Regions from separate parts of the Homo sapiens genome. Here region 1 is linked to region 2. A link is a contact called in ENCODE Hi-C or POLR2A ChIA-PET data. All regions are on one chromosome and are shown on one strand. The core of a region is the stretch at or near the end of the contact, and the rest is flanking DNA. Distances in the headings are between cores, read along the strand shown. Region 1 overlaps CALD1 (caldesmon 1). Region 2 has its middle 43 kb from the start of BPGM.

Region 1 (5,187 bases), core at 2,482-4,981, 250 kb after region 2:
CCAGTTTAAAGCATCTTTGATCACTTCTGCTGACAAAGAATATCCAAGTTCAAGTGAAATAGCCTCTTATTGCTGGGGTCAGTGTAGCCTTTTTGCTATGTAACATCTGTTTTTAAGATTCGGCTGAGAGCTGAGACCTTGACTTAAATCTGTTTAACTTAAAAAGCAGCAAGAGAACATCTTGTTTTCATGAATGTCCAGGGGCTGTGTGTCAACAAATAAAAGGTCTGCTTGTGGTACTCAAAGTGGAAAAGCTGGTTGTGAGATGTTCTGCCACTGGGATAAATTTATTATGGACTGTTTGTCTCTTGGAATCATGCACCAGCATTTGAAAATAAATCAGCATATTTCTGCTTGATGGCGTGTTAGAACCATGCTTTTATTGTCGGAAGTTCACAGAGCTGGATGGGTCTAGAAAGATGCCCTCTTTCATGCCTCCCACCTTAGCTGCATGAAGTTAATGTCTTAACGTGGATTCCCCGGGTCTGCATGAATTCTGGCAACAGTTTCTGATGGATCATTATTTTTATGTGACTTATGTAGGACCTGAAGTGGGAAAGAAGTGGGTGAGACTAGTTCACCATCCCTCAAATCTGACTAGTTGCTTTTCTCCTCACCCACCTATTTAGGAGAGAGAAGTGGAAAGGAATTTTATTTATCTGCACCTAGGGGAGCAAATGTCTGGCATGTACTCGATGTCAATTTAATTTGTTGAATGAATACAAACTCCAGTCTTATAAATTTATGTTCCCCGTATGAATTCATGTCTCTATATATATTAATGTCATTCCTTTTGGAAAAGGTGATTACCACCCAGATCTTATTCTAACACATAGGAAACCATTAGATCGTTCCTGTAGTTCTCTCTCATAGTAGCTTCTTTTTTTCTTCTTTTTAGGTTTCTTCCTAACATTAACCTAATTTGTATTTTATTTGTTGATTGCCCATCTCCACCATCAGACTACAAGCAACTTGAAGGCAGAATAGCTGCATTCACATCTTATATGCTACACTAAGCAAGGTAGCTAGTACATGAATATTTCATAAACATTTATTGAATTTTTTATTTATTTATTTTTATTATACTTTAAGTTCTGGGGTACATGTGCAGAACGTGCAGCTTGTTACATAGGTATACACATGCCATGGTGGTTTGCTGCACCCATCAACCCATCACCTACATTAGGTATTTCTCCTAATGCCATCCCTCCCGTAGCCCCCCACCCCCACCCCGACAGGTCCCAGTGTGTGATGTTCCCCTCCCTGTGCCCATGTGTTCTCATTGTTCAACTTCCAATTATGAGTGAGAACATGCGGTGTTTGGTTTTCTGTTCTTGTGTTAGTTTGCTGAGAATGATGGTTTCCAGCTTCATCAATGTCCCTGCAGAGGACATGAACTCATCCTTTTTATGGTTGCATAGTATTCCATGGTTTATATGTGCTACATTTTTTTTAATCCAGTCTATCATTGATGGACATTTGGGTTGGTTCCAAGTCTTTGCTATTGTGAATAGTGCTGCAATAAACATACGTGTGCATGTGTCTTTATAGTAGAATGATTTATAATCCTTTGGGTATATACCCAGTAATGGGATTGCTGGGTCAAATGGTATTTCTAGTTCTAGATCCTTGAGGAATTGCCACACTGTCTTCCACAATGGTTGAACTAACTTACACTCCCACCAACAGTGTAAAAGCATTCCTGTTTCTCCACATCCTCACCAGCATCTGTTGTTTCCTGACTTTTTAATGATCTGCATTGAATATTTTTATTAAAGTTCTCATTGGGATGATGGTTGTAGAGTCTCAGCCACTCTTGATTGTATCTGAATTTAAATATAATGCAGAAGACGACAGGACTTATAATGCAGCTGAATATGTAGGGGCCTTTTGTTTAATGACACACTCACATTCATTTGGCCATACACGCTACTGAAGGTCACGGCGGGATGGGCTAAACTAACCATCTCTATTTTCTCAATTTAAGGTGGTCAGCTACATCTGTCATATAGCTGGCCCGGATTAATGTCATAGCACAGGGCCATAGCTTAGGATTTTTTTCCCCTCAAATGAGTAACTCATTCCTGGTGGGATAAATCTGTGACTTTAGCCTTATTAGCAAGAAATTCTGGCCCACGAAGCTATCTGGTAAAGGCAGTGTGATATGGTTTGGATTTGTGTCCCTGCCAAATCTCATGTCGAATTGTGATCCCCATTGTTGGAGGAGGGGCCTGGTGGGAGGTGATTGGATCATGGGGAAGGATTTCCCCCTTGCTGTTCTCGTGATACTGAGTGAGTTCTCACAAGTTATGGCTGTTTAAAAGTGTGCAGCACCTCCCCCACTCTTTCTTCCTCCTACTCCCGCCATGTCAGGCATGCCTGCTTCCTGTTTGCCTTCCACTATGATTGAAAGTCTCCTGAGGCCTCCCCAGCCATGTTACTCATACAGCCTGCAGAATCATGATCCAATTAAAGTCTTTTCTTTATAAATTACACAGTCTCAGATGGTTCTTTATAGCAGTGCAAGAGCAGACTAATGCACAGTGCAAGGATCTAGGGTCAGAAAGGTGTTTTGGTGCTCAACAGACCTATGGCTTAATGTCCACGTTCACTTGTCCAGTGGTCAATGCAGATCTTTCTGGTGATCAAGCACAATATGAATACTCTCACTTGAGGGGTACGAAGGTGGATTCATTTGCTCCATTTTTCTTTGGCTTCCTGTGTAGATGGAATTGAAATGGGAATGATATGTGCATTCCAAAGGATCTCAAGAGAAATGCTCATTCGTTTACAAGAGGTGCAATCCCACAATAGTTTCTTGCTTTGTATACTTGAAAACATTCCCAAAGAAACAAAGTTGGATGCAGAAAAGATATTGGGAGAAAAGAAAAATAATACTCCAAATTCTGAACAATTCTACTTTAACATGTTGATCTGTCTGCCAGCTGGCCACAGGGTTGACTACTTGTAATATATACTTTTGGTAGGCCACATGTAGTTCTTGGAACTGTTTATATTCGGCTGCAGAAACTTAATTATTCTAAAATTGGCAGAGTGATCTTTGGTTACTTAATACAAAATTGCTTAGTCATCTTTAAACATAGTGTGGACAGCTTTTGTTTAAGTGTGAAAAATTAGGAATTGCAAATGTACTCCAAAGAGATTTTAGGTCAGGGAGAAAAACAAGAAAGTATCATTCTTTCAAGATATTTAGCCCGGTGGTTGCCACATGTTTTAATTTGACAAGCTAGGTAACTGTCGAGTTGAAGTCCTTGATTACAAGTATTTTTCCATTTTCTTTGTAGATATTGTCAGAAGTAGAAAGCTGTTGCTGCTGCTTCTTAGATGGTATTCTAATCCTACACTCTGCAAAGTATAGGTTTTTCAGCAAGAGTGTGAGGAACTCTAACATCAGCTGCTGGAACAGCTTTCTTGTTCTACGAAGCGAACAAGGATGCCATTTCAAGCTGGTTGTCACAAAGATCCTCCTTTTGCCTCTTTTGGTTTGAATCCTCGAACTGTTGCCTTCCACGTATAGTACAGAGCTATAGTGCTTTAGCGAGGAAACAGGCAGGCAGAGTGAGCTTCTGCATTTTTTAAAGTCTAAAGTGGCACCGGAAGTTTCTAGTTTTTCCAGGAATGCCCATGGCAACCTCACACTTTTCCTGTGATCTGGGCTGGGGCTCCTAAGAGAGATGGTGAGAAAAGATAAAAGTCCTGTAGCCAATGGGTAGCCACGCGAGGCCTGGGAAGGGTAGGTTCCCAAGCAAACCTCCAGAACGGTGCCTTATGTTTCTAATTACTGAGCATGGTTAGAGAGCAAAATCAGGCAACAGTTTTTTTAGACTGATGGAAACATTTAATTGGCTCTGAATGTCAGTGTTTTCTAATTATGATAGAGGGGTAGCAAGAAGTTTCCAAAGGCTGCGGAAATTTGAAGTGTATCAGCTGAATTCTGATTCTCTTCTTTTCTTATTCATCCTGTCTTCTTTTTCTTTCAACATCCAAGAACAAACCTATTCCCTCAGTTAAATGCCTAATACTCCTCTTCCTGAAATCGAAATGTCTCTCTAAGACCAAGTTCTTTTCCACTAGAGAAAAACAACCACAACTACAAATCAGAATATAAAATAGAGTTCCATAGTAAACCACCACCATTCCCAAGGTTACTAAGAGCTCAGCCAGAGAAACAGCCTTTTGATAACGTCTTAGCCAAGTTCATTTGTTTAACAACTAAGTTCAACAAATAAACACTGCCCTGGCATCTGTTCCAACTCAACAAGTGTGAGCCTAATGCGGAGTATAAGAAAAACAGTCAGTTAAGAACTTTGAGGGATCACGAAAGACAGTAATCATTTCTAAGAGATAACAACCTTTTACAGAAGACAAATATGTACTTGGTAATTAAAATACAAGCTATAGACTAAGTGCTCCAATAGAAATACAACATGGGTATCAGTACAAACTCAGGCTATTGAGTCAGTTGTTCAAAGATCCTATGGTTTTGCGCTATTCTTTTTTTTTTTTTTTTTTTTTTTTTTTGGAGACAGAGTCTCGCTCTGTCACCCAGGCTGGAGTGCAGTGGCGCGATCTCGGCTCACTGCAAGCTCCGCCTCCCGGGTTCACGCCATTCTCCTGCCTCAGCCTCTCCGAGTAGCTGGGACTACAGATGCCCGCCACCACGCCCGGCTAATTTTTTGTATTTTTAGTAGAGACGGGGTTTCACCGTGGTCTTGATCTCCCGGCCTCGTGATCCGCCCGCCTCGGCCTCCCAAAGTGCTGGGATTACAAGCGTGAGCCACCGCGCCCGGCCAGTTTTGTGCTATTCTTAAGCAGGCCCCAACTGTGAGCCATTCCCTACCTGAGGAAAAGTCCAGGTATCCCCAAACTAATAAATGAGTGAAACTGCTATCTAAATGACTCATTACTATCTAAATTACTATCTAAATATAAAGAAAGAGGAAGCAATCTAAGTACTTTTCAACTTATTATTTATCTGTAAATATATATGCTTAAATTATATGTCTGTTACATCCAAGGGACATAGCAGATAACATCCTTTAGTTGGGTTTCAAACCTTTCCACCTTGGATTATAAACTTCTAGAAGGTAGTTTTTAACCTGCTTTGCAGTTCCAGAATACAGTAAACACACTTGATGATCATGATGAATAGAAGTCAAATAATTC
Region 2 (5,321 bases), core at 548-3,047:
TTAAAAAAAACACCAAACATAAGGGTCTGTCCCCTTTACCAAATCAGTTTGCAAAAATGGAAAAATTGTTAACTGGGAAGAAACGTCACTAAATCAATGTGAGTAATAAAACTGGTTTTGCTGGCCATGGTGGCTCACGCCTATAATCTTAGCACTTTGGGAGGCCAAGGAGGGAGGATCTCTTGAGCCCAGGAGTTTAAGAGCAGCCTGGGCAACATGGCAAAACCCTGTATCTACAAAAAAGACAAAAATGAGCTGGGCATGGTGGTGTCAGCCTGTAATCCCGGCTACCCCAGGGGGCTGAGGTGGGAGGGTCTCTTGAGCCCGGGAGGTGGAGATTGCAGTGAGGCATAACCATGCACTCCGGCCTGAGCCACAGAGCAAGACCCTGTCTCAAAACAGAAACAAAAACAAACTTGTCTGAGTAGTTCTCAGACAATCAGTGTATCAAAATGGCAAAGCAGAATTTCAGAAGGACAGAAAAACAGTATTTGTTTCTACAGTATATTAAGAAGGTGATAAATGTTTTTAAAAGTATACAGAAATGTCAAGAGTTTTGTCATGGTCCCAGGGTTACAGAAAGACAATGACCTTCCTTTATGTGGCAATAACAGGGGTTATAACAGTTTTTAAAAACATTTCATAAGCAGTGAATATTTACTGATCATTCATGTTTCTCCTGGAATTCAACGCTTAATCAATATACAGGGTCTACCTTTTGGTTTCTGTAAAAACAAAAATCACCCAAGCTTAGGTTTTTTAATTGTCTTAGTAACATTATCAAACTCTAATCATCACCTGAGACACACATTTAAGGTTCTACTTTTTTTTTATAATAAACTGTAATGACTTCCACAGGTTGGTTCTCTGCAGTTTGGATTTCCACGTCCAGATATGGTCTGATCAAATGTTAAGTTTGCTGGCTGAGTTCTCGGCACCATGACTTTGCAGATGCACCTTGCTCACCCTGTCTTTAGATTTGGGATTTTGACTTTTGTTTGTACAAGATACATCGTTGTCACTCTCTCCCACCAAGGCCAGGGCTGTGGACTCTTGGAGGAGAGCAGGCTTGTGAGAATCAGAAACAGCCACATGTCCCCAGCTCATTCTTTCTCTTAAGAACCTCTTTTCCTGGTGCTAGTTATTGTAAAAAAAAAAAAAAAAAAAAAAAAAGTCCCAAAAAAGTTATTTTAAAAAAGTCCCACATCTCCCATGTATACTCTTCAGAAGAAACCACATGCCAAGTATTTTCTTAAAAGTACACAATCAGAAAATTAGTAAATTGGTAAAGTTAGAAACTACAACCCTTCCTAAAGTATTAATATTCCCACATCTGCCAAAAATAAAGTTCCCCCTCTTCTGCTTGCCTCTCAGATAATTTAACGTCAGAAGAGGCTTTTTCTGAACCCTATACTTTTTCTTGGCAACAATTTGGAGCTAGCCCTAAAGGCACTGGAACTCTTGAATCTGCTTCCTTAATTTCTGCTTCAGCTCTCAGAGGGAACAAGTGATCTTGGGAAAATACAACTTTCGGCTCCTTTTGTCTCCTCTGATTCCAACACTAAAGGGGCAGCTTCTGTCCGTTTAGCTTCACTTGATTTATTTATAAACAAACAGTTAATATTCTAAAGCAGAAAATCCTGCTGCAATTGGCGTGTCCTAATGTTTTGTAACTTAGTTCCGTTCTACCCACAAGCCGGAAACCAAGCATCCAGACAAGGACTTTAAACACTTGCTTCATCGTCATATTATCAGCTGCAATTTCACCCATTATGCATTCACTAGGTACAAAGCAGCACACTCATAGCGGCAAGCTCTACCACCTGAAAAACTAACAGCTTTGTCTCACTGGAGCCCTGCCCTTTTTCTGTGCAAGATGTGAGCTAGGGCTGGTAGAAAAGGTAACTCCAAGGCTAGCATGCAGCCGTAGGCTTCAGGCTGCAGGAGAAGGGATGTGGCTGATTTAGGAGGTTTAGCATGTGCCTGCCAGTCTAGAAGTGGAACCAAACGCATGTTCGCTGCTTGCGGAGTCTAATTAACAAGAGCGAGGTCTGGTAGAAAGAAAGTGACTTTATTAACCAACACTAGTAAAGGGGAAGCTGCTGGATTCCTCCTATCCAAAGGAACTGCTTTGTATCTAGCGGGGAAAGCAAGAGTTCAAAATGGGAAAACTTGGTAAGGAAGGCATGCAGGAATTGTGCTGATTCCAATGCCTGTGTGTCTTGCTCTGGTGGCTGTCTTGGGTCCCAGGCCACCTGGATCTCAGGCTGGCATCATCTTAACAATGGCTGGGTTGTTGACTAGTCACCTTGAAGTCATCTCTGGAATTCTGTAGCGGGGTCTCCAGACTTGGTCTGCCTAAAAATTAGCCCCATAATAATTATGTGCCTTTAGACACTAGCATGCAGTTAGATAAATGTGAAGGGACTATATTCGGTGAGAAAGAGGGACGTGGAGTCCATTTTAAGGCTAAGGAAAAAGGCTTCTGCAGTTTGCTTCAAGGTTATATGTTGAAATCCAAGAGAAAGGAAAAAAAACGTTTAAAATGCATTTTGAAGTTAAGTTGCCTAGTTACAGAATCATAGACTCGAGGCTGGTGGGGCCCAGAGGCACTGGAGGTCTTCTAGATCTTCAATATTACACACAGTCTGGCTAATGTTTAAACACCTCTAGGGATCAGGAATTCACTTCCCAACGAATATTTAGGAGAAAATCTTGTGTTTAGCAAGTCTTTCTTAACGTGCAGCTAAAATGCCATCTTCCTTTATCCTCCATTTGTAGATCTCAATTCTGCATGCAGTGACGGCACGGAACGGGTCTTTTCCTATTCCTAATGAAAGCCCTCCAAATATTTGATATAGGTCTTATATTCCTATGTTACACCCAATTGTTTTTGATGAATACCCCCAATTAATGGATACAGTTCAAATTCCACAAATTAAATTCATTTTTAAATTCAATTTATTAAAAATTGATTTATTAGTTTACTAATATTGATACATCAATTAAATTACATAACCTCAATTAATACAGTTCCAAATGGATGTGTGTTTAATACCCTTGGCTTTAAGAGAGAGAGAGAAGGCCGGGCACGGTGGCTCACGCCTGTAATCCAAGCACTTTGGGTGGCTGGGGCGGGTGGATCACGAGGTCAGGAGTTCAAGACCAGCCTCGCCAAGATGGTGAAACTCCGTGTCTACTAAAAATACAAAAATTAGCTGGGCGCAGTGGCAGGCACCTGTAATCCCAGCTACTCAGGAGGCTGAGGCAGGAGAATTGCTTGAACCAGGCGGCAGAGGTTGCAGTGAGCTGAGATCGCACCACTGCACTCCAGCCTGGGCGACAGAGCTAGACTCCGTCTTAAAAAAAAAAAATAACAAGAGAAAGACAGGAGGCTCCAGCTGAATCTTTTAGGCTGTCAGTACCTTAGTAGGGTCATTTTGAGACCAAGGTCCAGTCTACAGTTTTTGACATTTAAAAAATTATTTCTAAAAATGTATTTTTGTTAGTCCACTCAGGAATAATATCGGGGATGATCCATAATAATCTAGTCATTAAAAAACTGATAAATATAGTAGAATCTTACATAACTATTCAGAGAGATATATCCATCAAGCCGACTGAAACATATGTGCACCTGCCTGCTGGTCATATATGATCTTTTCAGTAGCCAGAAAACCTTTGAAAATGATTTGCATATCAGAAGAGTGATTATAATAAATAACTTAAGCCTGAGGCACTTACCATCTTGATTGATCCTAAGGACAGAGCACACTGCCATATGCCTGCAGCCCAGTGGGTAGATCCTCTTTTGATAGTTGTGGAGGGAGATTCTCATAAATTCTGGATGAATGATTCTTCCCTTTCAATATTCATTATCAGACATACAAGTCTTCCATCATCTCTGTATTTGGCAGTATGTGTAGTGGCTATGAGGCTTGTCTCTAGAGTAAGTATTTATCAAATGAAGGACTGAATACACAAACCACATGCCACCGGGATAGGATAAAGTCAGTTGAAGTTTAATGATGGGAGCATATTTTGCTGGAGTATAGTTTGAAAGCATTGCCTTTCCAGATAAAATTTGTAAAAGACGTCACCTCAGGCTCCTTCCTATGGTTTAGAAAACACTCCAGTTAGTAATGTTTGTAACATCTTTTGGGGGAGTAAGTTGATTCAGAGATGAGATACAGGATATCCATTTTTATTACTTTCTATTGAAGAGGGTGGAATTTCTATCTTCTCCATCCGACTGGGTACACCTACCCGGAAAGACTCTGTAGCTCCTATGCTCTTTCTACAGTAGAGAAGGGCTTCAGAGAGGACAGGATGGATGACCTCAGCCCCCCAGATAAAGGAGGATGTGAGCTCAACTGCTGCAGTTGGGGAAGCTGAAATGTGGTAAGGGATTTCAGGGAGTGGGGAAGGCTTAGAATACTTCCATGAGGAATCCCCTAAGAAGTTCATGAAGAATGAAAGTTGAACATTGAAGTCACCACTGAGGTTACATATCACATATTTAGAATTAAGTCACTGTGCAGACTTTTGTAATTTTCTGCCAAGCACCTGGCTGCCCAGAGAAAGAGAGATAAGAAGGTTGATTTTTTTTTTGTCTTTTTTCTTGTTTCCTTTTTGTGGAGAACAGGGTCTCGCTATATTGCCCAGGCAGGTCTCGAACTCCTGGGCTTAAGCTATCCTCCCGCCTCTTGTCTCCCTGAGAGCTGGGATTACAGGCGTGAGCCACCATGCCTGGCCAAGAAGTTTGATTTTATCTAGTGCTGGGAATTGCCTAAGTACAAAGGATTCCAGGAGGCCTAGTGACATTAACTGATCTTTAAATAGAAAATCGTTAAGGGTTGTTTAGCAGGAAATGTTTCAAAGCAGGGGAAAGGCTACCCATGTAGACAGATAGGAGATGATTATAGACAATTAACCTGAGAGTAACCTGTCATCTCCCCAATGGCTGAGGTCTCACCATTTCTCTGGTTTACACTTGCATGGGGCTTAAGATCTTCTTGGCCCCAGCTGACTGACCTCCCTGTATTATTTGCTATTGTTTGTTTAATTCCACTATTGTCTTACCCCTTCAAACTTCAGGCTTTCATTATAAATATTAATAATCTGACTTGGTGCCCAAGCTGGGGGACAGTCTAGTTGGGGCTCTGCTGCCACCTAGTGGTCTTTAGTCGCTTCGCATGTCTATGGTGTCTAGGCTACGAAGGGGGCAAGTGAAACCAAGAGACGGCTTGAATAGAAGCATTCAAGGGGTCTGGAGTTCACGACGAGGGTAAACAGAAAAAATTATGAGGTACCAGGAAGAC

Evidence for each region. A loop is a pair of places that touch in the nucleus more often than their neighbours do. ChIA-PET counts read pairs that join two places held with the same protein, here RNA polymerase II (POLR2A). Pooled maps may share reads with other maps.
Region 1: POLR2A ChIA-PET joins it to region 2 with 28 read pairs in Panc1. The contact joins two enhancer-like sites. A Hi-C loop is called at or near these places in 1 of 168 maps with a recorded cell type or tissue (mammary epithelial cell) and 7 of 50 pooled maps. POLR2A ChIA-PET finds 5 or more read pairs at or near these places in 4 of 52 experiments (GM12878, Panc1, WTC11 and 1 more).

Annotation. Positions count from the first base shown.
Region 1 is chr7:134,852,644-134,857,830 of GRCh38, forward strand. The region is part of intron 2 of CALD1 (caldesmon 1); the gene reads left to right. Among named protein-coding and RNA genes, the nearest start is that of CALD1, 76 kb to the left of the region's middle. Within about 2 kb of position 3,732, at least 4 of the 41 ENCODE cell types and tissues checked have a DNase peak (open chromatin) inside an H3K27ac peak, as active enhancers do.
Region 2 is chr7:134,601,339-134,606,659 of GRCh38, forward strand. No RefSeq gene overlaps it. Among named protein-coding and RNA genes, the nearest start is that of BPGM, 43 kb to the right of the region's middle. Within about 2 kb of position 1,798, at least 5 of the 41 ENCODE cell types and tissues checked have a DNase peak (open chromatin) inside an H3K27ac peak, as active enhancers do.